Regions from separate parts of the Homo sapiens genome. Here all the other regions are linked to region 1. Evidence: chromatin contacts called from ENCODE Hi-C data. All regions are on one chromosome and are shown on one strand. The core of a region is the stretch at or near the end of the contact, and the rest is flanking DNA. Distances in the headings are between cores, read along the strand shown. Region 1 holds the start of MICU2 (mitochondrial calcium uptake 2). Region 2 holds the start of PAN3-AS1 (PAN3 antisense RNA 1). Region 3 holds the start of RPL21 (ribosomal protein L21). Region 4 holds the start of MTIF3 (mitochondrial translational initiation factor 3). Region 5 holds the start of RASL11A (RAS like family 11 member A).

The links. Hi-C counts contacts between places; a loop is a spot of excess contacts on that map. Pooled maps may share reads with other maps.
Region 2: a map of CD8-positive, alpha-beta T cell shows a loop between it and region 1 (7-fold over the local background). The contact joins the promoter of PAN3-AS1 here to the promoter of MICU2 in region 1. A Hi-C loop is called at or near these places in 2 of 168 maps with a recorded cell type or tissue (CD4-positive, alpha-beta memory T cell and CD8-positive, alpha-beta T cell) and 8 of 50 pooled maps.
Region 3: a map of natural killer cell shows a loop between it and region 1 (26-fold over the local background). The contact joins the promoter of RPL21 here to the promoter of MICU2 in region 1. A Hi-C loop is called at or near these places in 2 of 168 maps with a recorded cell type or tissue (naive thymus-derived CD4-positive, alpha-beta T cell and natural killer cell) and 7 of 50 pooled maps.
Region 4: a loop to region 1 is called in a pooled map, with 7 times the contacts of the local background. The contact joins the promoter of MTIF3 here to the promoter of MICU2 in region 1. A Hi-C loop is called at or near these places in 7 of 50 pooled maps.
Region 5: a map of ascending aorta shows a loop between it and region 1 (13-fold over the local background). The contact joins the promoter of RASL11A here to the promoter of MICU2 in region 1. A Hi-C loop is called at or near these places in 2 of 168 maps with a recorded cell type or tissue (ascending aorta and naive thymus-derived CD4-positive, alpha-beta T cell) and 4 of 50 pooled maps.

Annotation. Positions count from the first base shown.
Region 1 is chr13:21,602,796-21,605,495 of GRCh38, forward strand. It overlaps MICU2 (mitochondrial calcium uptake 2), which reads right to left and starts at 1,375. Exons shown (of 12, transcript NM_152726.3): 1 at 1,144-1,375. The coding sequence starts at 1,353. RefSeq lists enhancers at 469-1,088, 1,089-1,707, 1,489-1,558 and a silencer at 1,109-1,318.
Region 2 is chr13:28,137,839-28,140,538 of GRCh38, forward strand. PAN3-AS1 (PAN3 antisense RNA 1) reads right to left here and starts at 1,336. Exons shown (of 2, transcript NR_029383.1): 1 at 709-1,336; 2 at 1-567. PAN3 (poly(A) specific ribonuclease subunit PAN3) reads left to right here and starts at 707. Exons shown (of 19, transcript NM_175854.8): 1 at 707-1,249. The coding sequence starts at 820. RefSeq lists silencers at 552-661, 852-931, 972-1,371 and an enhancer at 1,454-1,748.
Region 3 is chr13:27,250,235-27,252,934 of GRCh38, forward strand. It overlaps RPL21 (ribosomal protein L21), which reads left to right and starts at 1,324. Exons shown (of 6, transcript NM_000982.4): 1 at 1,324-1,351. RefSeq lists enhancers at 628-1,827, 646-1,231, 1,039-1,578, 1,232-1,817.
Region 4 is chr13:27,449,207-27,451,906 of GRCh38, forward strand. It overlaps MTIF3 (mitochondrial translational initiation factor 3), which reads right to left and starts at 1,358. Exons shown (of 5, transcript NM_152912.5): 1 at 1,303-1,358. RefSeq lists enhancers at 595-1,509, 1,353-1,712, 1,733-1,792.
Region 5 is chr13:27,269,579-27,272,278 of GRCh38, forward strand. It overlaps RASL11A (RAS like family 11 member A), which reads left to right and starts at 1,252. Exons shown (of 4, transcript NM_206827.2): 1 at 1,252-1,490; 2 at 1,906-1,962; 3 at 2,061-2,140. The coding sequence starts at 1,367. RefSeq lists an enhancer at 714-1,214 and silencers at 1,163-1,382, 1,423-1,652.

The DNA of each region.
Region 1 (2,700 bases), core at 125-2,624:
CGCTAGAAAGGCATAATGTAAATCTAAAAAAGAAAATAATAAACTACTACTTTCAATTTTCAAAAAAGCTCATATGTAAAAACTTACTAAGTCTACAAAAATTTTAAAGCACTACTCATTCAAATTTTCAAATGCGTTACAACATCATTTATCCTGAAATAGGGAACTTGAATCTTTTTTTTTTTTTTTTGAGACGGAGTTTCGCTCTTGTAGCTCAGGCTGGAGTGCAATGGCTCGATCTTGGCTCACTGCAACCTCCGCCTCCCGGATTCAAGCGGTTCTCCTACTTCAGCCTCCCGCCACCACACCCAGCTAATTGTTTATATTTTTTAGTAGAGACCGGGGGGGCGGGGCTGGGGTGGGGAGCGGCTTCACCATGTTGGCCAGGCTGGTCTCGAACTCCTGACCTCAGGAGATCCACCCGCCTCGGCCTCCCAAAGCCCTGGGATTAAAGGCGTGTGCCACCGCGCCCGGCGGACTCTTGTCTTTAATAGATGGAGGTTTTAGGAGCAATTTTTGCTTAGAACTTATGGTCCACTAAGATATTAAGGTTTATAATCATGCAATAATGTTCCTTAAAGTTGATAATAAAATCTGGAAATCAACTGGTTAATTTTTGTGGCTGACACATTCGTGACTTAAAAAAGCAATCGACAGAACTTCATCATGCTATACAAAGAAAAGATCGTAAAACTTAGTTGCAAAGCTTAACAAAGGTATATCCCACAGGGGTAACTGGACGCAAACCACCTGCGGATGTGAATGCCACTTCACTGACCAGAGAGGTAGCAAGAGGCGAGGCGCAGTGAGATTCTGAATTAGGAGCCTCGAATTAAGACACGCCCACACTCATCACCACTAAATTAGTGCGGCCAGTTTTGTGGGCCGTGGTGTTCAGCGTCCGCGGGGTTCTCCCAAGGGAGGCAGAATCTCCGGTCACCAGCCTCGAAGGCCCTCGGGGACTCAGGCCGGGGGCCGGTCCAGGAAGGAGCGAGTCCCACCAGTCGCAGGGCGCTCCGATCCGCAGCGGCACCTCCACCCACGGCTCCGGGAGAGCCGCCCAGAGCCAAACCACTCCCCGCCTAAGGGCGTCAGGGGAGGGAGGAGCTTGACTGGGGCTAGCAGAAGGAGTTAGTCCTGTACCTGTGCGGAGACTGTAAAACTGCCATCCCGCGCCGCAACACTGACGCGGCTGTGGTGCCAGGCCGCTCCTGCTCCTGCCAGGGCCGCGCCGGCCACTGCCGCTGCCAAGGGGCCGGGACTCCGCACAGCCTGTCGGCTGACAGCGAGCCCCCGTCGCAGTTTTCCGCCCCAGGCCGCCACCCGCGCGCAGCTACCCGCAGCCGCCGCCATCTTTGCGGAAGCGCAGCTAGGCGGCGCTTCTCTCCCGGCGCCGCCGCCTACCGCTTGGGAACTCTCGCGACATCCGACAGGCTTCCGCCCCGCCTACCGGGCCTGCGCCGTGGGTGCGGTTGCTGAGGCGACGCTCGCAGCCGCAAGAGGTGGCCTTCGGTTCCGGGGCTGCCTTCTAAGGCTGTGGGGATGGGATGACAGGAAGAGTATCAAGACAGTATAATATGACTTCCTAGTCCAAAACAAGATAGTGCCCTCGGTTGTGTGGGCAGGTTTCTCCTTTTCATTTTTTCACCTTGTAAAACTGTGAAACGTTTTTTGAAATAGTCTCTTCTGCATCTGTGTTGTTCATGTCTTCCTATGCTTATAGTCTTGACTGTTCTTTCATTTCTGCTAAAACAACTCTCAGACAAGGCATTCTGTTTATTTCAGTCCCTCACTATTTGCTTATAATGAATTTAAATTCAGTTTCAACAAAAGGTTTGATAGTAGCTCTTATCCTACCTAGAACTAAAAGTCAGAGACAGCAGCACACCAGCCCCATGTCTCTATCATCAGGGACCCAGAGGTTTTCCCCAGTGCAGATTTAGAACGATACCTCCAGTCCTGGCTGTTGCATTGGTGATAAGTGATGTAGCTGAGGCAGACTACTTGGTTTTATTTAACAGCCTCCAATCCTCCATTCTTTGGTCTTCACTTTTCCTGAGTAACTCTTTTTAATAAACTCTTTGTTCAGCCTCTGAAATGTCCCCAGCTATTAGAAGCTTTAGTTGGGCATGCAGTAACGGAGCCAACATCAAAGGGGCCAAGACTCCTAATCACATAATCACTGCTGTCTTGAAGTTTTGCACAAAACAAAACTTCAAGAAACAAAAACAAAAACCTGTCACACGAAATCTAATTTGATCATTCAGTGGAAGTTCCGTGGATCCCTTTGTTATTATCTGCCCTTAATCCTTGCTCCCTTTCTCTTAGCCCGCTTGTCTAAATTAATCTGCAGTCAGAGGTTCCTCACTTTTCCGTCAGCTTCTGGACTTACTTTTCAGTGTGCCTTCCCAGGTAGGAAGTAGAGAGATGAGCCTCACTTCACCGACTTGTGAGCCAGACCTCAAGGTTTGAATCTTAGCTCTACCAGGATGATCACTGTGGTTTGGGGCAAATTATTTAATCTCTCTGAGTCTCCATTTTCTCATTTGTAAATAACTCACGATTTGGTAGATGATCACTGCTATTTGGGGTAAGGTATTTAATCTCTTTGAGTCTCAATTTTTTCATCTGTGAACAACCCTCTTACAGTTTGGGGTGGGGAAGCTAAATGAGATATTTTATATAAAGTGACTAGCCAAA
Region 2 (2,700 bases), core at 86-2,585, 6.5 Mb after region 1:
GGGCGAAGAAAGGAAACGGGGAGAGGAAGTGTGGCAAATAGAAGATATTCTTCAGGTAGAGCCAGGGCTCGGGCCGCGTCCCCAGGTGGCCCCTCCAAACGACCGTTTACCTTGTCAATTTTCTCTTTTCAATGAAAAAAAAAAAAAAGACATCTGGCTTTTTAAGTAAGAGAATATACAAATAAGGAAGGTATCAGGTCTCGTGAGAATTCGGCGCCAGATCCGCGTCCGGAACCCCACCGAGAGCCGCCGGTCCAACCGCCGATAGCTCGCGGATGCCCCCGGGGGCCCGACGCCGGCCAGGCTTCCCCTAGCGCTCCCGCTACCCATAAGCCCTCGCGTCTCAGCGCGCACGCGCAGCGGCGACGGCCGTCTCAGGAAGAGGAAAATGGAATAAACAACTCGGAGGAACCAGAGCGCGAGAGAGCGAGTGGAGGCAGAATTTAAAAATAAACCGGCCCCTCCGCCTTCCCCACCCGCTTGCCGCTGCCGCTCCCTCTTCCCCTGCCCGCGCCCTCGAAGTCCCCGTCTGGGCCCGCGCGCTCACCCCGTCGTCCCGCGCGGCCCCTTTAAGAAAAGAGAACGAGAGAGTGAGTGAGAGAATCCCAACTCTCCCCCTACCCTCCCTCCTTCTACCCCCTCCTCCCTCCCCTCTCCCCTCCCCCTTCTCCCCGGGCGGCTCCGGCTCCCGCAGCGGGACAGACCCACCCGCCCAGGCTTTTATCCGGCACCGGCAGCGTCTTCCTTTCCTCCCCCGTCTATGGTGGTGGCGGCGGCGGCTCCTCGGGCGGCGGCGGAAGACGAGGCTGCGGCGTTGCCATGAACAGTGGCGGCGGCCTCCCGCCCCCCTCGGCCGCCGCCTCCCCTTCCTCCTCCTCGCTGGCGGCGGCGGTGGCGGTGGTGGCCCCGCCGGGGGTCGGGGGTGTCCCCGGCGGGGCGGCGGTAGGAGTGAAGCTGAAGTACTGCCGCTACTACGCTAAGGATAAGACTTGCTTCTACGGGGAGGAGTGTCAGTTCCTGCATGAGGACCCTGCCGCCGGGGCTGCCCCGGGCCTCGGCCTCCATAGCAACAGCGTCCCCCTGGCTCTGGCTGGTGCACCCGTGGCCGGCTTTCCGCCGGGAGCCGTCGCGGGCGGGGGAGCTGGGCCGCCCCCCGGGCCCAAGAAGCCGGACCTGGGGGACCCGGGGACCGGAGCCGCAGCCGGCGGAGGAGGCAGTAGCGGGGGACTCGATGGACCGCGGCTGGCAAGTGAGTGTTTTTCGGGCGGGGCGGGCCGCGGCGGCGGAGGGCAGGCCTGGGCCGGATGAGGCCCTGCTGCCGACGGGAGCTGAGCACGGCCCGCGGGCTCCCCCCCTCACCTCCCAAGGCGGTCTGAGAGGCCTAGGCCGGGCCTGAGCCCTCCTTCCTTCTTCCTGCTTCCCCTCCCCACTGCCTTCGGCAAGTCGGAGAGCGCGGGGAGGTTGGGTTCCCGGGAACGTGGGTGGGAGGACTGGGGTGATGTGAAGGGGGGGCGGGGAGGAAGGGGGATGGGCTGTGGCGTGCGGAGTGTGAGAAAGGGGGTGTCGTTTCCGGGGGGTGTGGAAAGGGGCTGGGTTTGCAGGCACATGTGTTTTGCGTGTCCTTGTGGAGTGGCGTCTGCAGAGTGTTGAGGTTCCCTAGTGGGGAGGGGTGTGTTTGTGTGTGTGTGTGTGTGTGTGTGTGTGTGTGTGTGTAGGGGGCGGGAGGTGAGGGGCGGGCTTAAGGCTTCGTGGAGTAGGTTGAAAGAACGGAAAAAGTTTGTAGAAGGCTTGCGGGAGAAAGGTTTTGCAGGCAGGAAATGCTTTCTAAGGATTAGGAGGGAGCGGACTGTCGCGTTCAAAGTGTGCTCAGGTTTAATCGAGAGTTTAGAGTAGGGATTTCACAAAGACGCATTTCATCTGAGTTTCCCTGAAAGCTAGAATAAGTTTGCTGGTGTCAGCTGGGATCCTGTCTTCTATAGCTTTGTATCAAGCAAACTCAGCATTGTGTCTTGAATGCATGTCATGTGCAGCCTGCGTTTATGTGCGACTGAGCACTTGGGTGGGGACATCTTAAGGCTGTTTATATTTCTTTTTCATGTGTTGTTGTTGTTGTTGTTGTTGTTGTTTTGGAGAGAGTCTCGCCCTGTCGCTCAGGCTGGAGTGCAGTTGCGCGATCTCAGCTCACTGCAACCTCCGCCTCCCGAGTTCAAGCGATTCTGTTGCCTCTGCCTACGGAGTAGCTGGGACTACAGGCGCGCGCCACCACGGCCAGATAATTTTTTGTAGTTTTAGTTGAGATAGTAGTCTCGTTGTGTTGGCCAGGCTGGTCTCAAACTGCTGGCCTCAAGTGATCTGTCCTCCTCAGCCTCTCAGTGTGTTGTTATCTATTGACCTGAAGCTTGTTAGTTGTTAGTGGAGTTTACAATTGAATGTGAGCGTAATCTGTTAGAGAATGTTGCCTTTACGAATAGAGCCGGTGCCAGATGTCCCTGTTTTGTTTCTTAGTATATTGAGCGTTTCTAAACCAAATAGGAGTCCTACTTTCTTGGGAATTCTGGAGAACTAGATCTTAAAATAATCTGATAGGCAGTTCAATTTGTACATGAGAACATTTTGTCTTTTTCTTAAACACTGTTAATGAACCTGATAGGAAGTTTTAGCATTTAATTGGTCTATGAGGATTATTTAATATCTTCCCCG
Region 3 (2,700 bases), core at 74-2,573, 5.6 Mb after region 1:
TAAGGAAAGTTTGAGAAACTGCCACAGCCACAAGAGGCATATAAGGAGACATCATAACTAAATGTAATGTGGTATTCTGGATGGAATCCTGGAACAGAAAAAGGGTATTAGGTAAAACCGAAGGAAATCTGAATAAAATGTGAACCTTAGTTAATAACAGTGTAAAATATTGGTTCATTAATTGCAACAAATGTACCATATTAGCATGAGATGTTAATAATAGGGGAAACTGGATGCTGGGTATATGGCATTATCTCAATTTAAATAAACTACATTAAGAAAATAATATCTATTTTTAAAGGTGTAGTGAATAAAACAATGGCCACCCATATATTTAACACCCGGTTTAATAATGGTCAATACAGTTAAAGCCTCCCTTTATTGTCCCCTCCTTACCAGATATGACTGCTTTTCTCAACTTGATTTTCATTCTCTTGTATTTCTTGACTTCTTTAACTACATATGTATGCATAACTAAGCAATATATAGCATTGTTTTACAAGTTTTAGAGTTGAATGTATATGAATTGTCATACTATTTATTTTTCTACATCTTTCTCTTTTTGCCTCATCACATTTCTGAGTTCAGTCTTCTTTTATTGGCGTATAATACTACATCCTAACATCCCATAAGGTATTTATTCTGTTATTGATGGACGTTTCTAATTTTTTGCTTCTACCCACAGCGCTGTTACGTACATCCTTGTTCACTTACCAAAGTTTCTACAAGACATATAGGTAGGAGCAGAGTGCTGGGGTTTAGTAATTGAAAACTTTTACTAGATTTTGCCACATTGCTTTCCCAAAGAGGTTTTAACATTTGCGCACCTACTAGCAGGTGCGTATGTTTAGACGTGTGGAGGAGAAACTATTTAAAGACATACAAACTAGATAATATACTTGCTTCATTCTCGTTTGACCTTCGTACCCAAGCAATTATTTCTGCAAACAAACAAATAAACAACTACTAATAGCACTTCCCGCACCGCCAGCCGCAGTTTTCCCTGCGGAGACGCGGATACAAGGCAGCTTCCGGCGAAGGCGGTGACGCAAAGGATGGCGTAAGCACGCTCGGGACGACGGCGTCCTCTTGATCGCCCTTGAAGGCCCCTTTCCGGGCTGTCTGACACGATGCAAGTGTCAGCTTGTGTTGGCCGGTTGCCTTTCTTTCGCAAGAGGGGAAAATATCCTCACAGACTTTCTGTGTTCTCAGAGACGATCTTCTTCCCTAGAAAGAAGTCGCTTACGGTTGGCGTTTCCCTCAGGCAGCGCCGTGGGCAGCCCACAGGCCCTTGTAAGGCGCGCGCCGCGGCCCCGCCTCTTTCCTTTCGGCCGGAACCGCCATCTTCCAGGTAGGGCCTACGCGTGGCTCCCGGGCGCTAGGTGTTCGACAGACTTGAACCGCGACCTTGTGGCCTCAGAGGTCGTTCATTGGGACCGTGGGGAGACTCTCTAACCTGTTTGAGGTCCATTGGCATGGGCGGGTTAAACCATGTTCTGCCAGACGGGGAGCAGCGTGCGCCGGGTCGGGTCTGGGCCGTGGGCTGAGAACCGGACTGCGATGTTGCGGCCCTGCGGGGGGACATTTGCGAGAAAGACGAGACTGAGTCGCTTGGGGTGAGGCGACTCGAGTTAATCTTTAAAAGACTTCGTTTTATGTTCCCGTGGCTGCATCTCCGGTACTGTGGGTGGCCCCTCTCACATAGGCTGTGTGGGGGCCGCGTGGCCTGATGCCTTTCTAACTCCTTTCAGTGTGGCTTTTTTATTCCAAATCTTGCGATGATGTTGGGTGAGGACTTAAGGGGTAGTAGGAATGGGTTTAAAGTCAGGCGTCGGCTTTAATCTTCTGTGAAGCCTACAGGTGTGAAAACCCGGGCTCTCGGTCGGAGAGTGGGTCCCGGAGTCGTCCTGGGTGATGAACCCTCACTGCCCTTAGTTAATGCATAAGACGATTTCCGACTGTTTTTAAAATTTTGACCCCACATGGTGATCGGACGAAGGGAAAGTGTTTTGAGGTTGCAACACCAATATTTGCACCAAGAGGAGATACTGTTTTGCGAATTCTAGGGCAGCATGCTTTGAGTGAAGGGAAACATTTAGCCATAGTTCATCATTTTGTCTAGTTTGTGGACGTCAACAGAGTCGAGCAAACTGCAGGTTGCTCTTTATGGTGGATCCTAGTTGCCATGATTTTAATACTCTTACAAACTGTAAAGCATCGTTTTGAAAAGTGCCTTCAGTTTTAAGTGTATGGGGTCCATGCTTAAAATGGATTCCAAACTCAGAAAGATGGATCTAGTGGAGGATTATGGGCTCTGGAATCAGGAATGAGTTAACTGATTATGCCACTTGGTGATTCCACAAAGTGACTTGAATCTACACAGTATCACCCTTTGTGTACTAACTTAGCACAAGTTTTTGGAACTTTATACACATCTAAAGGCTTTGGGGATTGGAACAGAGTACCTGGCATTTAAAGGGTTCATCCATTGTAACAATGGTTTGACTTTGGTGAGTTAGGTGAAACATGTCTTCTTGCTATACAATTTTTATAAAAATGGTACTTTGGGAGCCATTCTTAAAGGATTGTTGGTAAACTTAGAAACCAAATTGTGTTAGAATATTGTCAACACGTCAAGCCTGACTGCTGTATTTTACCTTATGGTAGGAGTAATGGCCAGGAATGGCATTTCTGCCCTAT
Region 4 (2,700 bases), core at 108-2,607, 5.8 Mb after region 1:
TCGACTTCATTTCCTAAACCCCACTCGAATCCATCCAGTCCTCTCCGTATCCACTGTCACCACCGTCAGTTTAAAACATCGACCACCTCGTTTGGATTCCTGCCAGTCTCCTAACTCGGCTTGAGCCCTGGCAACCAGTTCCCACTGCACTGCGGTCACTACACCCAGGACCTTCCTCACCTTAAATAAAACTGCCCCGAGATTAAAGATCTACACCTTCGCCAGGCCAAAAGGCCCTTCCCACCTCTCCAGTTTCTTCTTTATGCCTAGGCCACACTGGCCATTCGGTTTTTGAAATACAGTACTCTCGTCCTTGGTTTAGGAAACGCCAGATCCTTAGCGCATTCTTCTGATTACCTTCCAAACTAAGCCAGTTCTCCCATCCCTCCCCCAATTTACTGAGCTTAACACTGAATGCTTCTACAGTCCAGTTGACCTTTCCTTTAAAACATTCATTACAATTACAGTTTTGTGATGATCTTAGCACTGCTGTTCTCCATCACTAGACCGTAAACTCTACGAAGCAGGAACAAAATGGACTTATTCGTTACTGTGTTGTGCCTGACAGAATGAATAGTAGTCGATTTTCAGATTCTTCTCTCCATCCTCTACTTTTCTAAGACTTAGGCCTTTCACAACACGTACTTGAAACTGAGACTTCTCAGTAAGAGAACTTCGTTTACTTGGTTCAAGTCTTAAGCCACGGAGCCCACTAAATGACAAATGAGAAAAAAAATCCCAGTCACTTCGCGACCTTCCCCCATAAGGCCTCCTCCCGCAACAGCAGGCAGCAAGAACAACGCATTTGTCCAGCATGTCCTGCGCAGGCGCCCTTCGCCTGGCTCGCTCTGCCCCACCTGTGCCAGGCAGTAAGCCGCAAGAGCACTTCCGGGAGCCCCCGACCCGGTTGTTGGTAAGTCGGCGGCGACGCCCACCTGCAGAACGGGACCGGCGGAGCGCCAGGGCTAGAGACGGGACGTAGCGACGTACTGCGTGCGTGCGTGCGCACAAACGAGGGCGCGCATGTCGGGACGGAACTAGAAAAGCTCAGTGGGGCTGGCGGCAACTCTAGGTCTAACATCCCTCGGAAGTTCGTGCAGCGGCCTCGCTGAAAATGGCTTTACAGCCCGGCAGAACCCTCCGACTCCGCAGCAGGACCTGCGGAGCCTCTCCGCCCTCGGTACCGGCGGGACGGGGTAGCCCTGACCTTCCGGGTGCCTCCTCCACAGGGGCGCCCCCTAAGGCCACGCCCTCCCGATGCCGGTCCGCGCACCGCTCCGCACGCCTCATATTTAGCATTACCTGTGCTGGGGCAAGCGATTGACATACTGTAGCGGACGCAAGTACAGCGGATCTGCGGCGAGTCCCCTTCGCTCTCCGTAGTGGGCGGGGCTTCACCCCGCGTCCTTTAAAGGAAAGGTGATGGGCGGAGCCACGTTTTTCTACTGTTGGGATTCAGTTCCGCCGACAGAAAATGCGGAGAACGCGGAGGAAGTCCCTGAGGGGAAATTGCTGCTCACCTGGCTCCCGCTGCTCCGCAGGTGCGGTGAAGGCTAATGTCGAATTTCTGCAGCAATCGGAGCAGCCCTTACTCCAGTTACATTAACACCAATCTCGGTCTCCCACTAGGGCTTTATAAATTGCTTTCATAAACGTCTTTTTAATGTAACACTGAATAAAATGTTTTATAAGCGTCTTTTATAAGGATCGTAAGTGAAAGGGCGCTGTCTCCGATTTGCAGGTGAGCAGACAGCTTCGGAGTGAGAACGGCTCCCCGCGGGTCCCCGGTGGCGCGCGGCTCCCGGAGGCAAAACAAAGCTGGGGCCGGGGCGTCGGAGCCTCCGCGTTGTAGTTGGGAGAGGTTCGAACGGGGCCCCAGCTGGCGAAAGGGAAAACGGACCCGGACCCGGACCCGTGGAGCCTGCTCGAAAGCCGGGTGCTGGGGGTCTGGGCCCCGTGTCCCCCCTCTTTTTCTTCTTCAATAAGAAATTCCTCAAGGGCAGACTGCGAGTCCACAGTCGTGAAGCCACCTAATCTGGCTTCATACCTGGAATGTTTGGATTCCTGGTACGAAGAAAAACTAACATTTATTGGCTACTTGTCCACTGGAAGGCGTTGTCTTATTTCTCATTAACTCCTTGAGTCAGCATTACGTCTTTTATTACAGATGACACAACTACTAAAGCTTTAAATAGTTCTTTGGGAGCAAAGACGAAATCTCCATTTCCTTTTTAGCTGCTGGTAGCTCGACGCTCACTGTTAAAATAGGGAGGTAATGAAACAACTCTTGTGTGAGACCGAAAGTCCAGGTGTGCATCTTGGCCATTTCCAAGTTAATCAAGAAGAATTAAGGATTCATTTTATTCTATCAAAATTATTTCTCAATGCCAAGATATTTTGTGTGACGTAGATTCGGGGACAGACTGAGTAGCACAATACCTGGGAAAAGTTAGGTGCTCAGCAATTATAATTGCCCACATTTGTGATTGCTTTTGCCTATGTGCCAGACACTGTTCTACGCACTGAACATATCTCAAGTTATTCAATCTTCAGGACAACCTTATGAGCCAATTATTATTATTACCCATTTTACAGATGAGGGAACTGAAACAAATTTGCCCAAGGTCGCACAACTAGTAGCAGAATCAAGAATAAAAAAGCCAAAAAACCCCAAACCCAGGCAAACTTTAAATGTTCCTT
Region 5 (2,700 bases), core at 2-2,501, 5.7 Mb after region 1:
AGGAGGTCAGAGGCATGAAGGTCTTCTAACTGTTCAAGGTTAAAGTCCTGAGGCTTCTGCTGTGCTATTTCTGGTGGGCTCCAGAAATCCAAGAACCAGTCTATAGCTCTGTGTCCTGTTCCTCACACTGCCCCCCACCCCACCCTAGACCCCACCATGCACCTAGAAGTAAATATTTGGATACTGAAGCAAATGCATGACTCAAGCACATAGGATAGTATTAATGATGGACACTTAGTGCAGGGCCAGGGCCCCCAGCCAGTGGAGTGCTCATGAGTGTTCAGGAATGAGCCAGTGCAACCCCTGCCTGCAGAGGAGGGGCTGGGCATGGATACTGAGATGCTAACCATCACTGCCCCTAAGGGGACTTCATCTATCCCTAGCAAGGTCACAGTGACTGCAGTTGCCTCCACTGATACTAATTCAGAGCTCTTGCCCCCCGCCCCCCGCCCTTTTCCCATATTAATGTTACCCCTTAGCATCTTTTCTTTTCTTTCTTTTTTTTTTTTTTTTGAGACGGAGTTTCGCTCTTGTGGTCCAGGCTGGAGTGCAGTGGTGCCATCTCGGCTCACTGCAACCTCCGCCTCCCTAGTTCAAGCGATTCTGCTGCCTCAGCCTCCCGAGTAGTTGGGATTACAGGCGCCCACCACCACGCCCCGCTAATTTTTGTATTTTTAGTAGAGACAGCGTTTCGCCATGTTGGCCAGGCTGGTCTTGAACTCCTGACCGCAGATGATCTTGCCCACCTGGGCCTCCCAAAGTGCTGGGATTACAGGCGTAAGCCACCGCGCCCAGCCCCTTAGCACCTTTTAAAAATAAAAAGGGCAGCGTTTTACAGCAATCTGTCCCATTGTTGCAGAAACATCCAACTGATTGCACTTTTTCTTCTTCTCTCGTCAACTCGTAACTCCTATCTCAAGTTCACCCACAGGTCTAGTGACTCCGGCTGGCTGCTGCGGGGCGAGGAGACTCGCAGAATGCCTGACTAGAGGCCACTCGCGCGCTCTGGACGGTGGCCGTATCTCCAGGGTCTGAGCCCCGGAGCCGCAGTCCTGCCGCAGAGCGCCTGGAGCCGCGAGCAGCTAGCAGCCCGGCGAAGCGCACAGCCTCGGCGATAGTCAGCTCCGCGGCCTCTGCTCCCGCCCCTCCCGGCCGCTCCGGGAAGGGGCGGAGACGAGGAGGAGCTGGGACGGCCGCCGCGCTCCCGGGCGCACCAAGCCCTTTAAAAGCCGCGGGCCTTGACAGTTCTGCAGGCAGCCGCCGCGGTCCCGGACCTCTAGTCCCGCACTCCCAGCTGGCGAGCCGGCTCCGGGTGCGGCGAGGCCCAGCCCTCTCGGATTGCGCGCCGGACCCCGGGACGCGCTCCATGCGGCCGCTCAGCATGTCCGGGCACTTTCTGCTCGCACCCATCCCCGAGTCCTCCTCGGACTACCTACTGCCCAAGGACATCAAACTGGCGGTGCTGGGCGCCGGCCGCGTGGGCAAGAGCGGTGAGTGCGGCGGGGACCCCCGGGCGGCTTCGCTCCCCGGCTCCGGCCGCGACCACTGGGGGCGCTGCGGAGAGAGGGCGCCTCGGCCGAAGCAGAGGGCGCGGGTGCAGGTAGAATCGGGCTGCTTTCGCGCTGGGTGGGTCCCGGTCCGTCCCGGCCTGCTTCCCTGGCGTTTCCTGGTGCATCTACTCCTGGGATCTCGGCGGGATTGGCGCCTGTTCGGGGATGGGGTGCGGGAGAGGTGTCCCGCCAGTCGTACTCGCGGCCAAGCCCGCGGCACCACGGCTTTGCGGAGCCTCTGGAAGCGAGCAGTGCCCACGGTTCTGCACCCTTCACTCCCCCCAGTTTGTCCGAGGTGCCTGGGTTTGACAGGCTTGTTCTACTCCTTCGGTTGATTTTCCTATTTCCTTTTCAGCAATGATCGTGCGCTTCCTGACCAAGAGATTCATTGGAGACTATGAACCGAATACAGGTGAGAATACTTTCACGCTCCCTGCTTTTATGCTTGCGTGTTTCTTTTTACGGATGGGAGTTTGAGAATTAAAAAGCAAACTCTACTTCATTCTCCAGGCAAGCTGTATTCACGGCTGGTCTATGTCGAGGGGGACCAGCTCTCCCTGCAGATCCAGGATACTCCCGGGGGCGTCCAGGTAAGAACCGCCAGGGGCAAACAGCTCACCCCCACCCGTGAGACCACCCCAGTGGGCACAGCACGTAGGGCGCCCATGCTGGGCGCAGGGGTCTGAGCAAGGCATCTAAACCGACCTGTGCGTTTAGAGGGAGGAATGGGCTGTCCACAGGTGGGGCCAGTGGTTGGGGTGTTAGAAACTCTCTAAGGGGGAGGCATGGTTAGAAGCAGCCTCCTCTTGTTAAGCACCTGACTTAACTTCACTTTGCAACCCTGGTGGGCCATCACTACTTAAGCAGGTCTCACCATTTCTTCCGGAGGTAGCCATGGAACCATTAACAAAGAAAAAAACGTTTAAAACAAAACAAAACAAAACAAAAAAAGAGGTAGGATTCTGATGGGAGAGACTCTTCTCCCCTGGCAAGCTCTGCTTTTTTTGAGACGGAGTTTCACTCTTGCCCAGGCTGGAGTGCAGTGGCTGGATCTCAGCTCACTGCAACTTCCGCCTCCTAGGTTCCAGCGATTCTCCTCGATTCTCCTGCTTCAGTCTCCCGAGTAGCTGGGACTACAGGCACCCGCCGG